Linked DNA regions of Homo sapiens: regions 1 and 2 are each linked to region 3. Evidence: chromatin contacts called from ENCODE Hi-C or POLR2A ChIA-PET data. All regions are on one chromosome and are shown on one strand. The core of a region is the stretch at or near the end of the contact, and the rest is flanking DNA. Distances in the headings are between cores, read along the strand shown. Region 1 has its middle 30 kb from the start of SLF2. Region 2 holds the start of LBX1 (ladybird homeobox 1). Region 3 has its middle 13 kb from the start of SFXN3.

The links. A loop is a pair of places that touch in the nucleus more often than their neighbours do. ChIA-PET counts read pairs that join two places held with the same protein, here RNA polymerase II (POLR2A). Pooled maps may share reads with other maps.
Region 1: POLR2A ChIA-PET joins it to region 3 with 12 read pairs in Caco-2. The contact joins two enhancer-like sites. POLR2A ChIA-PET finds 5 or more read pairs at or near these places in 3 of 52 experiments (Caco-2, HepG2 and endothelial cell of umbilical vein).
Region 2: a loop to region 3 is called in a map of naive thymus-derived CD4-positive, alpha-beta T cell, with 7 times the contacts of the local background. The contact joins the promoter of LBX1 here to the enhancer-like site in region 3. A Hi-C loop is called at or near these places in 3 of 168 maps with a recorded cell type or tissue (HCT116, K562 and naive thymus-derived CD4-positive, alpha-beta T cell), 4 of 37 single-sample maps with no recorded cell type and 13 of 50 pooled maps. POLR2A ChIA-PET finds 5 or more read pairs at or near these places in 5 of 52 experiments (CD8-positive, alpha-beta memory T cell, HEK293, HEK293T and 2 more).

Annotation. Positions count from the first base shown.
Region 1 is chr10:100,880,837-100,885,234 of GRCh38, reverse strand. No RefSeq gene overlaps it. Among named protein-coding and RNA genes, the nearest start is that of SLF2, 30 kb to the left of the region's middle. Within about 2 kb of position 2,879, at least 5 of the 41 ENCODE cell types and tissues checked have a DNase peak (open chromatin) inside an H3K27ac peak, as active enhancers do.
Region 2 is chr10:101,228,115-101,232,116 of GRCh38, reverse strand. LBX1 (ladybird homeobox 1) reads left to right here and starts at 2,654. Exons shown (of 2, transcript NM_006562.5): 1 at 2,654-3,626. The coding sequence starts at 3,302. LBX1-AS1 (LBX1 antisense RNA 1) reads right to left here and starts at 2,523. Exons shown (of 3, transcript NR_029380.1): 1 at 2,303-2,523.
Region 3 is chr10:101,041,592-101,046,038 of GRCh38, reverse strand. No RefSeq gene overlaps it. Among named protein-coding and RNA genes, the nearest start is that of SFXN3, 13 kb to the right of the region's middle. Within about 2 kb of position 3,183, at least 40 of the 41 ENCODE cell types and tissues checked have a DNase peak (open chromatin) inside an H3K27ac peak, as active enhancers do; they include HCT116 and Panc1, where a contact is called at or near this core.

The sequences.
Region 1 (4,398 bases), core at 1,630-4,129, 160 kb after region 3:
TGGGAGAATCACCTGAGCCAGGGATCTTGAGGCTGCAGTGAGCCATGATGGCATCACCACACTCCAGCCTAGGTGACCAAGCGAGATCTTGTCTCAAAAGAAAAAAAAATGTAAGACAGTGTCTCTCTCCTAGAAACAGTTGTTTCCAGGTGCGAATGAAAGCCAGAATGATCTTGCCTTTTTTTTTTTTTTTTTTTTTTTTTTTTTTTTTTTTTTTTTGAGACAGAGTCTCACTCTGTCGACAGGCTGGAGTGCAGTGGCACGATCTTGGCTCACTGCAACCTCTGCCTCCCGGGTTCAAGCGATTCTCCTGCCTCAGCCTCCTGAGTAGCTGGAACTATAGGCACATGCCACCATGCCCAGCTAATTTTTGTATTTTTAGTAGAGATGGGTTTTCACCATGTTAGCCAGGATGGTCTCAATCTCTTGACCTCGTGATCCACCCGCCTTGGGCTCCCAAAGTGCTGGGATTACAGGTGTGAGCCAGTACGCCCGGCTGATCTTGCCATTTTAAAAGAGAAGCCAGATACCAGCATGTATGATGAAAAGTCTCAAATTTTACATGTTTTCAATTAATTAAAAAATGTAAAATATTGGATAGGTAAAACACAGTATGGCTTCCCACTGGTTAGGATGGCAGTGGGAAGGCTTTGCCCTCGGCAGGCTCTGGATACAGTGTTCTTGTTTTTGTGGCCACCCCCTTCCCCACCCCAAGGGCTGGGCCTTCCTACTGTCTTCTTGGTTGGCCTCTCAAGGTAACTACGTGAGCCTTCTCCTCTCCTGCAGACATGTTGGGCCAGTTAAAGGTTATTCTGTAGAAATCTCAACCAACAAGTCAAAAGATGAGTTTCCTGCTCTTAATAGATAATTTTTATTGGTTTTGCAATAAACGTATGAAATAGAAACAATAGCAATAAACCAGCTCAACAAGAAATCGAAAGGCGCAGGCCCCCAAAGCCCTTCCCGCCTCTTGTTAATGAGTCTCTAATTTATAGACCGGCTTGCAGGCCCACTTTTCTTTTGCCAAGCTTTGCAAACTTTTCCATCTTGGAGGCCCAGGTACTCTGGGGGCTTCTGTGCTCATTTCCACATAGTGGTTGTAATGGAAGTGGTTGTCATGCCAGAAGTGGTGGGGTGGCACTGCCTTGGGGTTTGGGGCCTGAGCCCAACCTTGTCTCCTTAAGGGGACTTGAGGGTCTGTCCCCTTTGATTTTGTTTATCAATGGAGGGCAGAAAAGGAGAGTGACCAGGATAAAAACTCATGCTGAAATGGCCGAGGGCTGTAAGTTTAAATTTTGGAGAGCACAGAGGCCAGGGAGTGGGCACAAAAAGCATGCAGAGGCTGAGGGAAGGGGTTGCATCTTCTACACCCTTGAACTTCGTCTTTTGGAATGTGCAGACTATTTTTAGTTTGTGGTGCTGGGCCTTTTCTCAGGATCCAAATCGGCGTGCCCCACGCCTGCTAAGGGAGGTAGGGTGGGTGGGGGGCGATCCTGGTGTCACTGTAGACACTGATGAGACCTTGCAGCTGTTCTCAGTGGCAATTCAAGCAAGCTGGAGGCCCAGGGTCCCTGCCAGCGGGTGTTTACTTGCCGGGTTACTGGCAGTGTCAGATGAATGATAGCTAAAGTCAGAAGGGCTCAGTGCTCCATTTGAACATTTCCCCTGGGGCCTGTAGCCCAAAGAACAGGTTATCTGTGTTCCTGATCACGCCTCAAAGAAAGTGCAGGCCTCCTCCGGGCTCATGCTCTAACCGTGAGAGTGAGAAAAGAGGACCAAGCGGGGTTTCCGCGTCCACCTCTCCAGGGATTGGATGACCCAGAGTTTGGACGGGTGGCAACAACCCCGGCAGCCCATGGCAGGAGCCCCCAGAGGGCATTCACTTGGGATGCTGATGCTCTCATCCCTGGGGCCAGGTTGGCACTCCAACACCCCCCTTCTCACCCCTTCTGGCCATGCCCAGTGAGGGCAGAGCTGTGGGCCCATCTCTTCTAGAAATTCACAGCAGTGCCTCAGCTCTCTGTGGCTCTTCTCCTCACCCCATCTCCCCACTGCCCAGTGAGCTTGGGGGAAAAGACCGCTGACTTTGCAACCCACAGCCCCTGAAAGTCCCCTTCGATAGCATGCTGTTATGCTTCGAGGACACAGGACTGTGAACTCGAAATTGTCTCGCCTTTGTCACCTCCTGGCAGGTCTTTAGAGCTCGGGGAAACAGCCGAGTGGTACAAATCGCAGCGGCGTGGTAAAGCCCCCCTAATTCCCGATGGGCTGCCTGACTCATATCCGTTTCCCTGGCAAAAAATAAGTTTTTGTTATTGCTGGCTTGGCAGAAGCACGGAAGAGTGCGCGAGGATCTACTGCCCCATGCATCACTGGCCAAATTGCCTGAGAAATCCCAGCTCTAGAACTTTTCATCGTTGGCTGTGATGTACGGAGCAGAACGGCAGCTCCATTTCCCCCGCGTGGGGCTCAGCGACGCTGGCGCTTAGCAGACCTTCTCTGCTTGCAATTCACAGCAAATGTGGCCTCTCCTTTCTCTTCCCCTCTTCTTGGCCTCTTATCCCCCCAACAACCTTTATCTTTCCCATCCCCCCGTCTGCTCATCAACCCCCTCCCTGCTCTCCCCAGCAGAGCCATAGCTGGAGAATCAGGAGGAGGCCTGCAATGTCATTTCCCCATCACTCTGCAGACGATTCCACACTAATGTTCTTTTAATGCTGTGATGCTGCACTAATTAATAAGCATCCTGCACAGAGGCCTCGCCTCTCCTCTCCTCCCCTCTCCTCCTCTTCCCTCACTGCCCCTCCCCACCAGCCCCCCGAGAAGGCCTCGTCACATCCTGGCATCTGGCAGCAGAGAAAGGATTTCACTCTTGTACCTGGGCTGCCTGATATTGCTATGAGAGATAACTGTATACGAACCAATAATCTAGCCTGACAATCCAATTTACTGACCAATAGCGCACAATCCACCATGTCATCGGCTGTGGGGAGGCCCATAAATTAGTTCCTAGTAATTTATTCTGATCAATAGAATGGGCAAAGTCACTTGTCTCTTTAATCAAAGGCCCTCTCAGAGATGTCAGTGCAGGCAGCTGCGTGGGAGGGAGCAGGGCTCTGTGAGCAACAAGGCAGTGGGTGCTAGCACCACACTCCTGCCCTGGCTTCCAGAACCCAGAAGCCTCCCCAGAATGGGGCTAGTGTGGGAGGGGCCCAAGGTCCAGGCTGCCTATGCTTCCCTTGGTCACCCCAACCATAAAACATTGGCTTTCAAACAAGCTAAGGACAGAAGAGGCCATGACAGTAATTAACAAGAGATAAGCTCCAGGGAACACTGTACAGGGCCCCAACAATGTCTGATTTTTTCTGAATGTTCAGAATCTTCCTTCCTCTCCTGGTCACGGGGCCCTACCAACGCTTGTGCTGATGCTTCTATAAAGAGAAGGATCCTAGCCCCGTGGGTAAGAGCCAGACTGCCTGGCTTTGAATGGTGACTCTGCCATTAGCTACGTGGCCTCAGGCAAGCTTCTTGCCTTTCTGTGATTCACTTTCCTCATCTGTAAAGTGGAACTAATAACAGTACCTACCTCAGGGTTATTAAGAAGATTTAGTAAATTAATTATATGATATATAATAAGTTAATATAAAATTAAACTAATAAATGAATATACAAAGTGCTTAGAATAGTGCCTGACATGCAGCAAGCACTATATTGAGTGTTTGTTAACATAAACAAACAGAGATCAAGGGAAAACATTGATGTGCTTCTCTCTGAAGATGTGCCAAGTCCTTGAGATGGTCTTCCTGACAACTTTGACTGTTTCCTACCCGTCTTCACCTCTTGTCCTCCTTGTCCAAAATAAATAGATAAAGGAAGAGTGTGTTGATGTTAGCTCTTTGAAGTGACAGGGAAACTCCAAAGGCCGCCGTGCAAGGTTTTCCCCTTATCTGGGCCCTCTGGCAGAGCCAGTGTGTCAGCCTTGGGGAAACAGACCGATTTTGCTTTAGAGAAAATAGGCCTGATGTTAGACAGCAGGGAGGGAAAGGAAGGTCTGTTACCTGTGCTGGCTGCAGGGACTGGCTTGTGAGGAAGGAGGCAGAGCTTGCTGACATGAGCAGGACACAGGAAGATGCTGGGCAGGGCGCCATAAAGGGCAGTGGTGCAAGGGTCTGTCACCTTGGATTCCCATCCTGGCTCTGCCACTCACTGGCTGTGGGACTTTGGCCAAGTCACTTCAGGTCTCTGACCCTGATTCTGTATTGAGGCAGGAAGGGGTTTCACAGAGTGATCTCAGAAGTCCCTTCGCGGCCAGGCATGGTGGCTCACACCTGTAATCCCAGCACTTTGGGAGGCTGAGGAGGGTGGATCACGAGGTCAGGAGTTTAAGATAAGCCTGGG
Region 2 (4,002 bases), core at 1,405-3,904, 190 kb before region 3:
AAGAGCCAAGCCATAGGATTGGACAGCAGGTACAGGTCAGCCAGGGAAGAAGAGGTTTGGTGTTGGTGGTGGAGGTAACTCAGCAGATGATTGTGAGACGTCGTGTTCCTTTTGACATGGTGTGGCTGAAGACTAAAGATCTCAGTACTAGCCAGCAGGATAAGACATTAAGAACACGCCAAGCAGAGGGACCCCTCTGCTCCCCAGTTCATGTTCCCCTTCCTGTCAGCTTCCCAGTAACCCTGAACTCCGCTGGTCTTGAGGATCTGGGAGATGGGCAACAGCAGGGGATTGGCTTGTCCTTAAAGTCCTATCCTGTGGGCTAGTACCAGATGCGATGCAAAGACTGAAGAGGACAGGAAGGGTGTGGAAGTATGGGAGGAACTCTCTCTCTCTCTCTCTCTCTCTTTCTCTCTATTGGGATCCAAGGGTCCTTGTTCCTGGATCTAGAGGGGCCTCCCTGCCTCCCTGCTAGCCTCACTTGCCTGAGGCTCTGGGTCAGGGGGTTGGGGTTATGGCAGGAAAAGGCTGAAATGGGATCCTGAGGGCAGGAAGTGAGAGGACTGACCCCTCTTGGCCCCAGAGCTTCCAAGCCACCCAGATTCAGCTCCCCAACGCCCTCTCCCACCGGTCCGCCTCTGCTGGTCTCTAGGCTCTGACTCCTCTGTTGCTAGGCCCAGCAGCACCTCGTGGCTCCCAGGGCAGCGCAGAAGAGTAGAGACAGGTCTGCCCTGGAGTGGGTCTGCAGCTCTGAGGGAACTGTGATTCCCATTCTCACCAATCCTGCCTCTGAGCATTTGTCTTCCCCCCACTCGCTTACTGCCACCCCGAAAATGCAGGACAAAGATGAGTTAGAGGGTAGGGGTTCTTCCCAACATTCACAGAACTGGGGCACCAAACAAGAACCCTTTCTCCCTACACTGTCCTTTTTACCCCAGAGAGCTGCCAGCCACAATTCCAAACAAACAACTGAAGGTGAGATCATGAAACCTATCTCTGCTGTGCAGAGGCCCCCTACGCTGAGGCATCCAGAGAAAGAACCTGCTTCCCGCCCCGGAGCCCAGCTTAGCTCACTCCCTCTCTGGGGTTAGATATGAGGGGAGAGGGGGCAAGAAATCCTAATCTTCCCATTCCAACCCTTGGCCTGGGCCACAAATCCTCACTTTGGCCTCTCTGGGCCCTTTTCTGGTCCAAGCGGTGCTGCCCAATGCCCAACCTCACCGCCCACCCAGGAGTTTACAAACAAAGCCAGGGCCAGGGCTGTGTGTGTGTGGGAGGGGAACAGCCCTTCTCCCTGGACTCCAACCCCCTCTAGGTCCTCCCCTCCTTTCTCCAAGGGCAGAAATGGAAAATTAGTAAGGAGGCCAGTGGCCCCACATAAACAGAATGGGGTAGCAAGACAGGAAGGCCTGAGGGCACAGCCCTGCTGGAATGCCTCAGGGAAATGAAAGAAATAGCTGAGTTCAAACACACCTATATACCCACAGGTTCACACACATTTACACAAATATACGCATGGAGAAACACACACAAACACACATTCAAAAACACAAACACCTTCAAGTAACAATGCACACAACATGTTCTCCCGATATTCACAGATCCCGGGCCCTAAGGTCTTTAGCCCCAGCCTAACTGGAAGCCTGGCCTCCCTGCGAGTTCCTGAGAGCAAAGCCCCAGCCGCGGCCTGGCTCCCGCCGGGCCCCCGCCCCGCATCCGGAACAGCTGGAGTCGGCCTGGCCATGCACTCAAGCCGGGCGCTGGGCTAGGCGGGGCCGGCAGCGGGGCCCCGGCCGGGGCCCGGGCGGAGCGCAGCAGGGAGGCACGGAGCCGGCCCCGTTAGCCCCGGCACCTGGCCTGGCTACTCTTCAGACGCCCATCATCAGGCCGTTGGTGGCCCCAGCCAGCCTGGGGAGCGGCTGCCGGAGGAAAGTGAGCAAGATTGCCGGAGGAGGTAGGGCGGCCGCTTCGGAATCAGGCCGGGGAGAGGCGTCCAGAGCCGCCAACAATTCCCTCCTCCGCCTCTCCGCGTGGAGAAGGCTGAGCTCTCCGACTAGCCCCCTCCCCCAACCCCTGGGGTCCTCCACCCCCTTCCCGCGTCGCCCACCCAAGGCTGCGCAGCCGGCTCTGACCTCCTGCGGGCCAGCGCAGGAGGGCTTCAGATTCCCTCTCCCCAGGCGCGTCGCCCAGGCAGTGGGGTGAGGGGCAAGAGGGTCAGAGGTAGAGGCGCTGGGCTCTTGATCTCAGCTCCGCAAAGTCCACTCTGGGTGGCAGCGGGGCCCACCCGGGCTCCTGGTCCTACCTGGCCCGAGCGGCGGCCGCGTCCCTCCCGGGCTGGGGTTCCCACCACTCTTTCGGGCTCCACATCCCGGGTCGGAGAGACCGAGACCTTCGGGCCGGTGCGGTCATTGCAGCTAGGCCGGCGGGAGGCGGGTGCGCCAGGAGCGCGGCTCGCAGTTTGGGGTGGGGGCGGTGGCTTTTCAGTCGCCCGAGGTTCGGGTGCAATAAAGGAGCAGCTAATGTAATTTACAAACAGCTCGGGCCGAACGCAGCGCAGCGCCCGGACTGACAGGCGCATTAGGCAGGCTAATTCCAGCCGGCTCCTCCTACCCCCGGCCCGCTAATTAATGAGCTTCCCAACTTACAGCCGCCTGCATTGGACAGACAGAGAGTGAAAGAGAGGGCGAGGGAGAGGGAGAGAAGGAGAGAGAAGGGGGGAGCAGAGAAGAGAGAAGAGAGAGGGAGGGAGGGAGAGCGAGAACAGGAGGAGAGAACAGAGGCAAAGAAGAGAGGAAAAAGGGAGAAAGGAGAGAGAAAGAGAAAGAAGTGCCGCTGCAGATAATTGATTACACCGCGATCAAGGCTAACTTGTTAGCAATAGTCAATTGCCCCGTCTCTCCGCCTCCCTCGCAGTCCGGGATCGGCGCCCTCGCCTCGGCTCTTCCAACTGCGGCCGCCAGGACCCGGGGCCAGGAGCCACTGCCGAGCCACCTGACACCTTTAAATAGCACCGGGGTTGGCGAAACTGGAGCCCCGCGCAGCGCGCCCCGGCTCCGGCCCCGGATTGCTGGAAGCCCCAGCAGCAGCGGCGCCCGCGTCAGCGCCCTCTTCCCGGGGCCCCGCGCTGTTCTCCCCTCCTCAGCCGCCGCGCTAATCGGCCCCGCGCCCGGCCCGCGCCCTGCCCAGTGCGGCCTCCTTTCCACCCGCCGCTGCCTGCCCGCGCCGTCCGGCGCCCGAGCTGCCCGCGGGCTGGGTCCCCGCGGCCCGAGCCGCCCCGGCCGGGACCCCGAACAAGGCCGAGATGACTTCCAAGGAGGACGGCAAGGCGGCGCCGGGGGAGGAGCGGCGGCGCAGCCCGCTGGACCACCTGCCTCCGCCTGCCAACTCCAACAAGCCACTGACGCCGTTCAGCATCGAGGACATCCTCAACAAGCCGTCTGTGCGGAGAAGTTACTCGCTGTGCGGGGCGGCGCACCTGCTGGCCGCCGCGGACAAGCACGCGCAGGGCGGCTTGCCCCTGGCGGGCCGCGCGCTGCTCTCGCAGACCTCGCCGCTGTGCGCGCTGGAGGAGCTCGCCAGCAAGACGTTTAAGGGGCTGGAGGTCAGCGTTCTGCAGGCAGCCGAAGGTAGGCGCAGCTGCTGGGTTCCCCTGCACCCAGCGCCTCGCGCCCTGTGCCCTGCGCGCTTCGTCCCCTATGCCTCTGCTCGCCTCTGCCCTCTCCGGCCGCCAGGGCCTTCCAGCCTGAGCAGCTGCTTATGGGAGTGAAGATATGTGGGACGGGACCCAATCCTTATTTCCCAGGGACCTCTGGGTAGGCCAGAGCTGGGGGGTGGCAGGAGAAGGGTGGCCAAGCTCTTTCCGCAGTCTGCTTGCTTTGCCGGGCTCCCTTGCGTTCCCAGTGTCCTGGGCGCTCTTAGCCCGGCTACTCGGCGTGGGGAATCGAGAGTCTTTTGCCGGGGACCTTATGGGTAGGGTAGAGTTGAAGTGATTGGGAAGGGATG
Region 3 (4,447 bases), core at 1,934-4,433:
GGCTCACGCCTGTAATCCCAGCACTTTGGGAGGCCAAGGCAGGCGGATCACCTGAGGTTGGGAGTTTGAGACCAGCCTGACCAACACAGAGAAACCCCTTCTCTACTAAAAATAAAAATTAGCCGGACGTGGTGGCATGTGCCTGTAATCCCAGCTACTCGGGAAGCGGAGGCAGGAGAATCGCTTGAACCTGGGAGGCAGAGGTTGTGGTGAGCCAAGATCGCGCCATTGCACTCCAGCCTGGGCAACAAGAGTGAGACTCCATCTCAAAAAAAAAAAAAAAAAAAAGAGAGAGAGAGAAAGAAAAGATCATTAGCAGTGATGAACAAATCCAGCAGGATGAACCAGACTCAGAAGACTTGAGAATTTAGAAAGTAATGCTGCCAGGTAGAGTGCAGGGTGATGTTTTACCTGATACCGTCACTGACCAGCATCACCATCCCACCCCACTGTGCCTTGGTGCCTTGGAAAGAAGGTCATGAAAATGAAATCCTATATCACTAAGGCCAAGCAACACAGCTGTGGGACCACTCTCTAGGAACTGGACAACAGTACGGTGAAGTTGTCTCCCTTCCAGCCTGCCTTAAGCGATAGCAGCTTGGTGCCAGCCCCAAGAAGCTGCAGATGTGAAGGGTAGGTCAGCCCCACAGGGAACTGCCAAAGGAACTAGGCATTGGCTTGTGCAGGGAAACAGATAAACAACAGACTTGGAGAGAGTGGCTCTGATTACACATGAGACACTCTCTCCAACACCCCATTCTCTGCATTGGAAACTCCTGAAGAGACAAGAGAAGAGGGAGGGAGGAGCTGAGTTCTTCCTTCATCTTGCTGACTATAATAACTAGGGGGCAAGCGTCACTTCCTCAGGGGATTTTTCAAGGCATGCTACCCCCAAGATTCTGATATGACTCCCTGGGAGGACATCCTTCCCCATCCTCCAGGCTGAAAATCACTAAAGCTGTGAGCCATCATTTGTTTTGAAGGTGTCACATTTTTACGTTTGTTGAGGTATAAAACAGATTGAGAACCACTGTGTTTGTGACCTTACCTGAGATCAATATATGGGTGGGAATTAGGGCACATTTGGATTCCTCATTTATTTATTGAGCAAATAAGTATTGAGTACCTACTGTGGATCAGGCACTATTGTAGATGCTGTGGGCATTTAAAAGTAAATATATGAATTGGTGTTTAATGGGTATATAGTTTCAGAATTGCAAGAGAAAGTTCTGGAGCCTGTTTCACAACAATGTGAAAATATATATATGTGTGTGTGTATATATATATATATATATATATATATATATATATATATATATATGTAAATTTTTTTTTGAGACAGTGTCTCCCTATATTGCCCAGGCTGGTCTCAAACTCCTGGGCTTAAGGGCTCCTCCTGCCTTGGCCTCCCAAAATGCTAGGATGACAGGTGTGAGCCACCATGCCCAGCCAACAATGTGAATATAGTTAACATTATTGTACACTTAAAAATGGCTAAGATGGTACATTTCATGTTATGTGTTTTTTACTACAATTTTAAAGTGAAGATATGGTGCCTGCCCTCAGTGGGGCTTTCATTTAAACTGGAAAGAAACATCTGTATAGGGCCAGTAGTACATGTTGTAGTAAATACCAATCAGGGTGATTCCCAGTTCACAGCAATTGCCCTTCTTTGGTTACAGCCTCAACGTCAGAGGTAAACCTGAATGTCCAATGTCCTTGCCTGTTGACCCTGACCCCTGGCCACCTCCTAGGGGTACACAACTGATCTAAGCTGCTCCAGTTTTTGAAACTTGGAGTAAGCAGGGATAATTCTGTTATACAATGTTCTTAAGGGTTTTGTTTCGCAGAGATTTCTGTACCTCACTTCCCAGATGGGGTTATGTTACATAGATTTTCCAGTAAAAGTGTTAGGTTGGTGCAAAAGTGATTGCAGTTTTTGGCAATACAAGGCCTCTTTTCAAGGGGATTGCCATGCCCATAAACTCCAGCTGCTGACACCCCCAAAGTTGGCTTTGTCCTTTCCAGTCCTATTGTTCACCTCCATCTCTGGGTATGAAAACTATAGCAGAATCCTTCCAATATCTCCCCCTATTTACTGAAGCTAGCCACAATTATTTTCTGTTGGTTTCAACAAAATAATCTCAAAACCCAAACCAAAGTGTTCCTTTTGGGAAATAAAAATTGTCAATTGATGAGGACTTGCTGGTGATAGAGGAGGAGAGGTCGGAAGGAAAATAACATAGCTGGTTAATTTATAGGTTAACATAGCAAACTCTTGCCCCATAAGCAAGCACTTCAGCCTGAAGGAGCTTCTCGTTTCTTTATTAAAGGCATGGGGTTATTTTCCTACTGGATGTGTTGGATGTGGGATTGTGTGTGTAGTCCAAGCTATGCAAGGTTCCTCCTGCCTTCTCCAGGTCGTTATTTAGTTGCAAACATTGCTGGTCTGAGAAGACAGGAAGGAGGAAGCTATGGGAGGCTGTGGCCTGGAGCGGAGGCTGCCTTTGTCTGGCAGCCTGAGCTGACACTGGAGCCTAGGAGAGACCCAATGAGGGAAAAGATGTGTATAATAAAAGAAGAGAGAAGGGAGCATCTTAGGAAACTCCCCTTTTGGGGATAATACAGCTGAATCAAGATTCCTCCACAATTCCTAGCAAAAGGTTGTCCTTCATGCCTTTCGGGCACGCGCGGTGTCCCTGCAGGTGAGAGGGTAGCTTCTCTGTTCACCCAACCGCCCATTTCTACCCAGCGCCGGCCACAGAGCCACAATTAAGAGTTCAGCAAACGTTTCCTGGACTGTTAGGCGCAAGGGTGGAGAGAGGGAAAGGAGGAGGACGGCGCCGAAGAAAGAGCCAACAGCCTCAGAGGCAGCTGAAAAAAAAACCTGGGCTTGGGATCCAGGAGGAGAGTCCTCGCGTGATTCCTCGAAAACCTCGCGGATTTTTGGGCAGGAAGTCAAAGGGCTGGCGCTAGGGAATTCGTGGGTTTCGATATTGGAAAGGAGGGAGGGGGACTTGGTGGATTTAACGGCGCAGGATCGAGGTCAGCGGGAAGGCGGATCTGAGACGTAGCTTCCAGGCTCCGACCCGGAAGGTGAGCGAGAATCGGGGCCTGAGGTACTAAAGCCGTTGCTCGGGAAACGGGAAGGAGGCGGAGCCGAGCCTAGCTTTGACTGACAGGGACCACAGCAGGGGCGGGACTCTGCTTCTGACTGTTCCCAGAAGGTGGTGGCTTACTTTTGACCGCGAGGGCCCGGGGGCGGGGCTTGAAATGGACAGGCTTCACTGGGAGGAAATGGGGCTTGGCTCTGACCTGTAGGGCATCAGACCCAGCAGGACTAGGCCAGAGTCTGGCATAGCCCCACAGTGCCAGAGTTGAAGCTGGTCCTGATTACCTGTCCTTAGGAAGCAGGTGTCATTGGTTCCGGTGATCCTGGAAAGGAGCAGAATATCCCTACTTGACCACCTCCCTATGGCCAGGCTAAACTTAAAACATGGGCAGGGAGAGAGGGAAGGTTGTGGTCTTTCGGGTCTTCATAATAGGCAGGATGGGGGCTCTGGAGCAAATGAGGCCAGGCAAGGGGAAGAAGATGGGAGGGAAGGTCAAAGACACCAATTCAGGCTTCCAGAGAAAGTTCCTAAAGTCTGAGGTCTGGGAGGAAGACAGGAGGCCCACCCAAGAATGGGGCAGAGCACTTTCTAGTGAAAAACGTGCTGCGTCAGCCCAAATGCTGACTTCTGAGGAAATTTCCAAGTATAAGGAGGCAGTTTGGAAGGTATGATTGGCTAAGGTTTGTCCCTAGAGAGCCTGTGATGTGCCCTATAGCTAACTCTTTTGACGTGTTTGAGAAACTGGTGTGGAATTAGGAAGGAAAGATGACAGAGAAGCCCACTAGTGCCCTGGCCAATCTTTTCTCTGACATGGTTTAGTGATACCTGTGGAGCACAGATAATTCTGTTATAAAATGTTCTTAAGGGTTTTGTTTTGCAGAGATTTCTGTACCTCACTCCCCACATGGGGTTATGTTACATAGATTTTCCAGTAAAAGTATTAGGTTGGTGCAAAAGTGATTGCAGTTTTTGGCAATACAAGGCCTCTTTTCAAGGGGATTGCCAAAGGCCAAAAGTGTAACTGCAGAAAGAGCTTTAAGAGTTGACTAAGGATTCCAGTGGGCTTGGTGATTGACAGGACAGGATGAAATTAAAACTGGTTATCTAGGCCGGGCACGGTGGCTCACGCCTGTAATCCCAGCACTTTGGGAGGCCAAGGCAGGTGGATGGCTTGAGCCCAGGAATTGGAGACCAGCCTGGGCAACTTGGCAAAAACCATCTCTATAAAAAAATACAGAAGATTAGCTGGGTGTGGTGGCACGTGCCTGTAGTCTCAGCTACTTGGTAGGCTGAGGCAGGCGGATCAATTGAACTGGTGAGGTTGAGGCTGCAGT